2 separate regions of the Homo sapiens genome follow, and region 1 is linked to region 2. The links are chromatin contacts, found by POLR2A ChIA-PET in ENCODE. All regions are on one chromosome and are shown on one strand. Each heading gives the region's core, a stretch centred on a gene start or an enhancer-like site at or near the end of the contact. The rest is flanking DNA. Distances are from core to core; before and after follow the strand shown.

Region 1 (4,631 bases), core at 220-2,719, 230 kb before region 2:
TCTTATTGAGAACAACATTCGGGTAATGGAATCTGTGAATGTAACATCTGTGTATATGTGAATCTGTTTATAATTTAAGTGCCATGAAGACTAACTTTTAAAGGTCCATGAGGTGGGTTTTCCACTTATACAGATGAGCTCAAAAGCAGAGCTCATTTTGGAGACAAAGATTTCGGTGATTGAGGAGAAAAAATTATTTAGGCTTGGACTGCATTTCATTTTCGTTTTTCACGGAAAATGTTCCTTGTTTTATTGGTTCATTAAATATAGATGGACTGCAAGTTTTGCACAGATCTAGGCTGCTCATTAATGACTATTTTTGAATCCATCTTTTTTTTTTTTTTTTTTGAGATGGAGTCTCACTCTGTCGCCCAGGCTGGAGTGCAGTGGCACGATGTCAACTCACTGCAACCTCCACCCTGCTGGGTTCAAGCGATTCTCCTGCCTTAGCCTCCTGAGTAGCTGGGATTACAGGCACCTGCCACCGTGCCTAGCTAATTTTTGTATTTTTAGTAGAGATGGGGTTTCACCATCTTGGCCAGGCTGGTCTTGAACTCCTGACCTCATGATCCACCCGCCTTGGCCTCCCAAAGTGCTGGGATTACAGGTGTGAGCCACCGTGCCTGGCCTGCATCTTCTTTGTTAAATTTTATTTCAGGAAATACAGATGAAAAAATTTAATTACTACAATTAGATTACATAACACATTAGGAGACCTTATTGAAAATACTAGGGATAGAGCATCTTTAAATCCTTTTTTGGAAGCAACTAATTAAATAAAATAAAAATTAGGAATGACTTACTTTTTGAACCCCACAGAGTATTCCTTTCCTACTTCCCCTCTTTTCTTTTTCTGCCCCACTATTTAACTAGTATTCTATGCTTCTATCTTGTACCAGTTGGTATACGCCATGGTTAGAATCCAAATATGAGTAAGACAAGGACCCTGCCCTCAGAGAGCCTTCAATCTAATAGGGGATTCTGACAAGCATTACAGCCATCTGCAGTATTCTGGGTACACTACAGTTATATATGCATTGTAGCAAAGGGACCTCGTGGGTAAGGAAGAAATACAAGGTACCTTTGCCATAAGTTTACCAGTGTTGGGGTAAGAGAGCTAGAGAAAAATATTCGTACTCTCATTAATTTCTTAATTATATCTTAGGCCTTATGGGAAGGCAGTTCCTGTATCTTGGTTTATTTTCCCACGTTCGTGTGGCAATAACAGTTCTTTTAGAAGTTAGTGGTAACGTATTTGCTCCCTAAACAAAAATAAGGTACACATTTTGTAGTAAAAAATCTTTCTTCATTCTTAAAAATGCAAAGAGCTACATCAAACATTCTTTTTATGTTGGAATCTTGGTCATGTGGATTCCACTAATTAAAGTGTAACAGAGTGTAACAGGTATCATGTGGCTGTCACTTGGCTAGCTCGCCTGCATACCTTTTGGTTCAGCTGGCTGGAGACTGTAGTGGCTTGGAGCAGCTAATTTAAGAACTATGCTTGCCTGTGCTTCGTGCTGCCAGGTACACTGGATAACTCATTAATTAGATTAAACCTTTGAAATTAACTTTTCTCTCACCTATATAGTAGTAGGGAAGTATGCTGTTTTCTATCCTAGAAAGACTTTTTTCACAAAAATCAGTTTCTCCTTTTGACATTTAATGAACTGCTGTACGTAGGACTCTGGACTCTCTTAGATGCTTTTTGGAGATCTCAGAGTTCCTAAGAATAAATTTTTATACGTTTTAGTCATTTTAAGGTAGCATCATAGCAGTATTTATATGACAGTTTTTTCCTTGCTAATGGTTATTAAGCAACTGACTGACGGACTGACTGTCAGAGGTATACATTGGTTGTGGGTGGGATTGTGGTAGTTTCTTTCTGATGTTGGTCTTTAAAATAATCTCTAGATTCGGATGCAAGCGCAAAGCAACACCATTCAAGGAGGAATGATAGGCAACTTCATGAACATTTACCAGCAAGAGGGGACAAGAGGACTGTGGAAGGTAAGCCAGAAGGATGGATCGAACTGATTTATTTAGTTCTTTTTTCCTTTTTTGAATTTACTTGTTCTATCACTTAATTTTAATCCAAGTGTCGTAATGGAGTAAGGGAAGAGGAGTGGCATCTTCTGCCCATGAAAATATCTTTCTTTATTTCCCTATCTATAAAATGGGAATATAAGGAATATGTCATGATTTTTTTTTTTTTTTTTTTTTTTGAGATGGAGTCTTGCCCTGTTGCTCAGGCTGGAGTGCAATGGCACGATCTTGGCTCACTGCAACCTCCACCTCCTGAGTTCAAGTGATTCTCCTGCCTCAGCCTCCTGAGTAACTGGGATTACAGGCGTGCGCCACCACACCCCGCTAATTTTTGTATTTTTAGTAGAGATGGGGTTTCACCATGTTGGTCAGGCTGGTCTCGAACTCCTGACCTCAGGTGATCTGCCTGCCTCGGCCTCCCAAAGTGCCGGGATTACAGTTGTGAGGCATTGCGCCTGGCCTATGTCATGATTTTTAAAGTTGCTTTTGAATAATTTATGTATAAGATATTGTGTGAAGGATAAGCACTTTTTTTGTTGTTGTTTGGTCTTTTGCTCTTTTTTTTTTTTTAAATTCTTATGGAGAAGGATTTTAGGTTACAGTTCCATTGGGTGTTTTGATCCATACAATTTCATGGCTTGTAACTGAAGTCTGTGTTATTAGGCAAGCATGTGGTGTAGAGTGTTATTTCCTAGTATTCTAATGACTTGTCAGTTCATAGAATAGCCCCTAAAGATCATCCAGTGTGATCTCTCAGTTCATAGAAGGAAACTGGAGGCTCTGAGAGGTGACTTGTCCTGGCCAAAGTCTGGCCCAAGGTCATATAGTTAATGCCAGCATCAGAATTAGACTTCAGAGTTTTTGAGTTCTTGCTCTGTGATCTTTTCCGCTCTGTCACTCTACATTTCTGCCTCCCCAGAGGAAAAGATAAACCTTGATCATAGTTTATGGATTAGAACCTTTGCACATTTGCAAGGCTTGTTCTACAGAGGCATATCAGAATCATTTTTATTGTTAATATTTTTACCCAGGGTGTGTCCCTTACTGCGCAGAGGGCTGCTATTGTTGTTGGTGTGGAGCTGCCGGTCTATGACATCACCAAGAAGCATCTTATTCTCTCAGGCCTGATGGGAGACACTGTGTATACCCACTTCCTGTATGTTCATGGCTTTTTTTAAAAAATTATAGAAATTCTAAAGAAAGTTTATTATAAAAGTATTATATTCTTATATTTGAAAAGTTGCAATGCAGAAGTGAAGCAGGACCAGGTAGAAGTCCTTATTCCTCTACATAGGCAGCTGTTGTTAACAGTTTGATATGTATCTTCCAGGCGTTTTCTACGTGTATGCAAATATGTCTACAAAAGTGTATTATATGAACTTTATTACACAAATAAGATCATGTTTTACATTCTTTTATTTGCTTTTTAGAATGTAACAACAGGCTGGGCACAGTAGTTCACGCCTGTAATCTTAGGACTTTGGAAGGCCGAGGCAGGAGGATCACTTGAGCCTAGGAATTCAAGACCAGCTTGGGCAACAAAATGAGGCCCCATTTCTACAAAAAATTAAAAAATTAGCTGGGCATGGTGGTGCATGGCTATGGTCCCAGCAACATGGGAGACTGAGGCAGGAGGATTGCCTGAGCTCAGGAAGGTGAGGCTGCAGTGAGCCTTGACTGGGCGACGGAACCCTAGCCTGGGCAACAGAGAAAGACCCTGTCTCTAAAATAAAATGCGATTTAACAACATATTCCAAATATCTTTGAGTGCTTACAGACTTCGTGTCAGTACTTACGGACTTTATTTATTTATTTATGTGAGACGGGGTCTCACTGTTACCCAGGCTGGAGTGCAGTGGTGTGATCTCGGCTCACTGCAACCTCTACCTCCTGGGCTCAAGTGATCCTCCTGCCTCAGCCTTCCAAGTAGCTGGGACTGCCGGCGCATGCCACCACACCCGGTTAATTTTTGTATTTTTTGTAGAGCTGAGGTTTTGCCATGTCACCCAGGCTGGTCTTGAACTCCTAGACTTAAGTGATCCACCCGCCTCAGCCTCCCAAAGTGCTGGGATTACAGGTGTCAGCCATTGCCGGCCTGGCCTTCATTTATTTTTAATAGCTGCAGATTATCACATTGTATGGATATATCATACATATATATTATCATTCATATGTGTGTGTGTGTGTGTGTGTGTGTGTGTGTGTATATATATATATATATATAATCATACATAATCCATTGGTGGGCAATGTGTGGAGACTGTTCTGATTGTCACAACCAGGGGGGAATACTACTGACATCTAGTGGGGCCAGGCCAGGGATATAGCTAGTGCTGAGGTTGAGAAACTTTGCTCTGGGTTAATTGATATAAAGTATGGTCTGTGGTAGTCTTGTGGGACTGAAAATATAGCAGAACCTAAGACCTTTGCGGGGCATTATAGTAAGGAGATCTTTTTCTTTGATATCTAGGAAATGATATAATTATGATATGGCTAGAATTACTCTGATGTCCACTTACAGGTAAATAGATGGAAAAGATCATCCTTGGAGGATTTCCTTTATGTTTTATGATCCTTTGACATTC
Region 2 (4,980 bases), core at 2,210-4,709:
CCAAGTATTTTAGGATTCCATTTATATAAACTGTCCAGAATGGATAAATCTATAGAACCAGAAAGTAGACTATGGCGTGGGAGGTTGGGGTGAGAATAACAGGTGACTACAAATAGGTGTGGGTTTCTTTTGAGATGATGAAAATCTAAACCTGTGGTGATGGATGTACTAAAACCATTCACTTGTACACTTTAAATGGGTGAATTGTATGGTATGAGAATTTTCATCTCAATAAAGCTGTAATTTTTTAAAAGGCAATATAATGTAAATACTCCTTTTCATTTAAAATACCACTAAATAATATTAGGTTTACTTCCTTCCTAACTTCAGATAGAAAGAAAACTCTAAAGTGTTTCAATAGGGATCCTTCTTACTCATTGCAAAGGTACAAAATGGTATCAGAATGCTTGGCAACACCATGCAGAACCCTCAAATTACTTAAACCTGTTTCTTTTAAAGTTGAATTAAAGTCAAGATATGGTTTTAGGCTGGGTGCTGCAGCTCATGACTGTAATCCCAGCACTTTGGGAGGCCAAGGTGGGCGGATCACCAATTCGAGATCAGCCTGGCCGACATGGCGAAACTCCATCTCTACTAAAAAACAGAAAAGTTAGCTGGGCCTGGTGGCATGCACCTGTAGTCCCAGCTACTCAGGAGGTTGAGGCAGGAGAATCGCTTGAACCTGGGAGGCGGAGGTTGCAGTGAGCCAAGATCGAATTACTGCACTGCAGTCTGGGTGACAGACCAAGACTCTGTCTCAAAAAAAAAAAAAAAAAAAAAAAAAAGATAGGGTTTTAGGCAGTAGCATTTTCACGGCTATGTCACCTCATGCAAGCAACGTTGCTTTCTCTCTACTAAATTGCTGCCTATTTAATTTCTGCTGCTGCCTGAGCCAACTGTCTGTTACCATTCTGACTGACCACCATGATCTTCCTCCACTCTCTCTGCTACCCTCCCAGTATGACAGATCACACTGCTACTACCTTCACTGGGCTTTCATTACAATCTCCCCTCAGTCAGTTGGAAGCCACATCCTTTTCATTCCAACCCTTCTCTTGCATCTAGACTTCTCCAATTCCTCCAGGGACCATTCTTCTGATCTCATGATGGTTCTCTCAGATACCACCTCTGATCCTTTCTCTGACTGCAGCCCCTAGTCTTTCTTGTATGCAGATTCTCTATATTTTCCAGCTTTCAGGAATAACTACTTCAAAGCCACAGAACCTTTCCATTAGAATATAATTTACTCAGAAAGACAGTTTCAAGGGGAAAATATTCTGTGTACAGAGTACCTCACTAGCTGAAAAAAAAGTCATTTGTTGGAGATGATTTCAAGACTGCAAAACTCATGAAAAGTAATTCAAATAAATTACCTGCATCACTGACTCAACTGACATTCACTTTCCACAAAAGCTTTTATTTGCTTCTAAGCCTTGTCAGAAAAAAATTTTAAAAGATGTTAAGTGGGAGAAAGAAAAATTAATTGGAGCCCATGTAATGATAAATTTACCAGACTATGCGTGTTACAAAGATAACCAGTCTCAGCTGGGCACAGTGGCTCACACCTATAATCCCAACACTTTGGCAGGCCAAGGCAGGGGGGGTCTGAGACCAGCCTGGGCAAGAAAATGAGACCCTGTCTCTACAAAAAACATTTTAAAAAATTAGCTGGGTGTGGTGGTATATGCCTGTAGTCCCAGCTATTTGGGAGGCTGGGGTGGGAAGATCGCTTGAGCCCAGAAGTTAGAGGTTGCAGTGAACTGAGATCATAGCACTGCAGTCCAGCCTGGGTGACAGAGCAAGACCTTGTCTCTAAATAAATAAATAAATAACCAGTCTCTTATTAAAAATCAAATAAAATAAAATAAATGTTGGAACTATAACTCTCTGGTTTGTGTTAAAAACCTAGTTCTTAAGAAGCTTAATATTTCTAATATTGCAACATTTCTAAACAATACTGGTTGTGTCCATGTAAACTTATGCTTGAAGGTTAAAAAATAGTAATCTATATTTAAAAGGGAATAAGTTACTGAAGACATGTAAAAAAAATTAGTCTAGAAAATTTGATACTGGATCCATGGATTCAAAAATCAAAGCATAGCTGACGATGTTCTTTTGTTACCTGAGTGGTGGTTACAGGGATGTGTTCACTTTGTGAGAAATCAACAGTATAAACTTATGATTTGTGCTGTTTTCTTAAATGTAGGTTATGTTTCAATTAAAATTTTAGTAACAAAAAAGCAAAACACAAGAAGAAAATCAATTTTTCTAAAAATCCTCAACTAGACTTCTTAGTTCAAAAAACTAAATCACAAGTATTAAATCACACTGCATTAGTTTGCTGGGGCTGCCATAACAAATTTCCACAGACTGGGTGGCTTAAGCAACAGGAAGGTATTTTCTCATAGTACTGGGGGCTGAAGTCCAAGATCGAGGTGCCTACAACTTTGGCTTCTTCTAAGGCTCAGCTCCTGGGCTTGCAGATGGCCACTCAATTGTGGCCTCCTCACATGGTCATTCCTCTGTGCATGTGCAACCCCAGTCTCTCCTGAGTGTCCAAATTTCCTTTTCTTATAAGGACACCAGTCAATTGCCACTGCCTCTTTTTAAATTCATCGCCTCTTTACAGGTCTTATCTCCAAATACAGTCACATTCTGAGGTACCTGGGTTTAGGACTTCAACCTATGAATTTGGAGCAGGGGCGGGCACAGTGGCTCACGCCTGTAATCCCAGAACTTTGGGAGGCCGAGGCGATCGGATCACTTGAGGTCAGGAGTTCGAAACCAACCTGGCCAACATGGAGAAATCCCAGCCTGGGCAACGGGGTGAAACCAAGGAAGGAGGGAAGGAGGGAAAGAGGGAAGGAGGGAGGAAGGAGGGAAGGAGGTAAGGAGGGAAAGAGGGAAAGAAGGAAGGAGGGAAGGAGGGAGGGAGGGAAGGAAGGAGGAGGGAGGGAGGGAGGGAGGGAGGGAAGGAGGGAGAGAAGCAAGGAGGGAAGGAAAGAGGGAGGGAAGGAAAGAGGGAGGGAAGGAAGGAAGGAAGGAAGGAAGGAAGGAAGGAAGGAAGGAAGGAAGCCAGCCAGGTGTGGTGGCACACACTTGCAGCTCCAGCTACTCAGGAGGCTGAGGTGGGGAAATCACTAGAGCCCCAGAGGTAGGGGGTGCCATGAACCGAGATCGGGGCACTGCACTACAGCCTGGGTGACAGAGTGAAAACCTGTCTCAAAAAAATAAATAAATAAAGTTCAGGTAGTTTATTTGTCAGAAAACACTGAGGGTTGGAAAAATGAGGAAGAAGAAATGAGCCTATAAAATGATTAGTGTAGAAAACCAGTACCAGCTGGATACTACTAAGGACAACTGTTGCTTAATATGTGCCTTAGTCACCCTACCTGAGGATTAAAGGAGCTGGGTGTTTATCAACTAACAACTCCTGGCAGATATTGGCTGAACGCCACTCCCAAAGTGAGTGTTAAAATCCTGGCATTTCTGGCCTGCCCTCCAGGCAGGCAGAGTAGTTGGCAGCAAGAGAAGCTCTCAGGCAGACAAAGGTGCCGAGATGTAAAAGTTGGCTAGTGTGCACAGTAACGGCAAGGCCTTGAGAGGCTATGGGCGAACACTGACAGCACCTGGGGCATCTATGCCACAGCCCCTAATCTATAGGAGTCTGTCCCAAACTTGTGAATGTAAAGACACATCAGCCTTCACCTAGAAGCAGCAGAAAAGGGGTTGAGAAGTGCTCTAAACCAGACTTTTTTCTTTGCTAAACGGTACAGATCTTTCTCTCAAGAAAAGTCTGACACATAACACATTATACAGTAAGGAAAAAAATGTGTCAAATCATCATAGTCATTAAGTTCTGCATAGCTATATAAAAGAAACTGAAGCTGTAAACAACACTGGGTGGTGTACTTTTTTTTCCCTCTATCAACAGAAAATGCCACAACTTTCAACCATAAAATATTCTCAAGAAAGGTTCTTTTAGACTGGGGGGAAACAAGTGAGGCTGGGCGTGGTGGCTCATGCCTGTAATTCCAGCACTTGGGAGGTTTGGGAGGCCTGAGGTGGGAGGATCACTTGAGGTCAGGAGTTTGAAACCAGCCTGGCCAACATGGTGAAAGCCTATTGCTACTTAAAACACAAAAATCAGCTGGGGGGCCGGGCACGGTGGCTCACGCCTGTAATCCCAGCACTTTTGGGAGGCCCAGGCGGGCAGATCACGACGTCAAGAGATCAAGACCATCCTGGCCAACATGGTAGAACCCCATCTCTACTAAAAATACAAAAAAATTAGCTGGGTGTGGTGGTGCGCACCTGTAGTCCCAGCTACTTGGGAGGCTAAGGCAGGAGAATCACTTGAACCTGGGAGGCGGAGGTTGCAGTGAGCTGAGATAGCACCACTGCACTCCAGCCTGGTGACACAGCAAGGCTCTATCTCAAAAAAAAAAAAAAAAAAAATAGCTGGGTGAAATTAGCTGGGTGTGGTGGCAGGAGTCTGAAGTAACATTTATTTGGGAGGCTGAGGCAGGGAGGCGGGGGTTGCAGTGAGCCGAGACTGCAACACTGCACTCCAGCCTGGGCAACAGAGCGAGACTCCATCTTTAAAAAAAAAAAAAAAAAAATAGTAAAATAGTATGTATAGTATGTGTCTGTAGGGCTTTTTACCCTTTATTATTTTGAAATAGCTAATGATACAGTCTGTATAAGCAAGAATTTGTGGGCTGATACACATACACGAAGTTCTTTAAAAAAAAAAAAAAAAGACTTCAACTGCATTTCTTTTTAAACAGAGCAGTCTTTCAAAGTGTGCTGGCCACTACCAGAGTTTCGCTTCTGGGCAGGCCACAGCTGTCTAACGGCTGGTAGGAACATATAAGAATAAGGTTTTCTTTCAGAACTTAAACATGTTTAATTAGTCAGTTTTGTATTAAAGATATATAAATGGACCTAACTTTCAAGAGATTTTAAACTCAAGACAAA

The links. ChIA-PET counts read pairs that join two places held with the same protein, here RNA polymerase II (POLR2A).
Region 1: POLR2A ChIA-PET joins it to region 2 with 10 read pairs in activated naive CD4-positive, alpha-beta T cell. The contact joins two enhancer-like sites. POLR2A ChIA-PET finds 5 or more read pairs at or near these places in 6 of 52 experiments (AG04450, PC-9, T-cell and 3 more).

The regions. Positions count from the first base shown.
Region 1 is chr13:45,399,654-45,404,284 of GRCh38, reverse strand. SLC25A30 (solute carrier family 25 member 30) reads left to right here. Exons shown (of 10, transcript NM_001010875.4): 6 at 1,915-2,010; 7 at 3,078-3,202. Among named protein-coding and RNA genes, the nearest start is that of SLC25A30-AS1, 16 kb to the left of the region's middle. Within about 2 kb of position 1,469, at least 5 of the 41 ENCODE cell types and tissues checked have a DNase peak (open chromatin) inside an H3K27ac peak, as active enhancers do.
Region 2 is chr13:45,166,875-45,171,854 of GRCh38, reverse strand. The region is part of intron 4 of GTF2F2 (general transcription factor IIF subunit 2); the gene reads right to left. Among named protein-coding and RNA genes, the nearest start is that of KCTD4, 32 kb to the left of the region's middle. Within about 2 kb of position 3,459, at least 8 of the 41 ENCODE cell types and tissues checked have a DNase peak (open chromatin) inside an H3K27ac peak, as active enhancers do.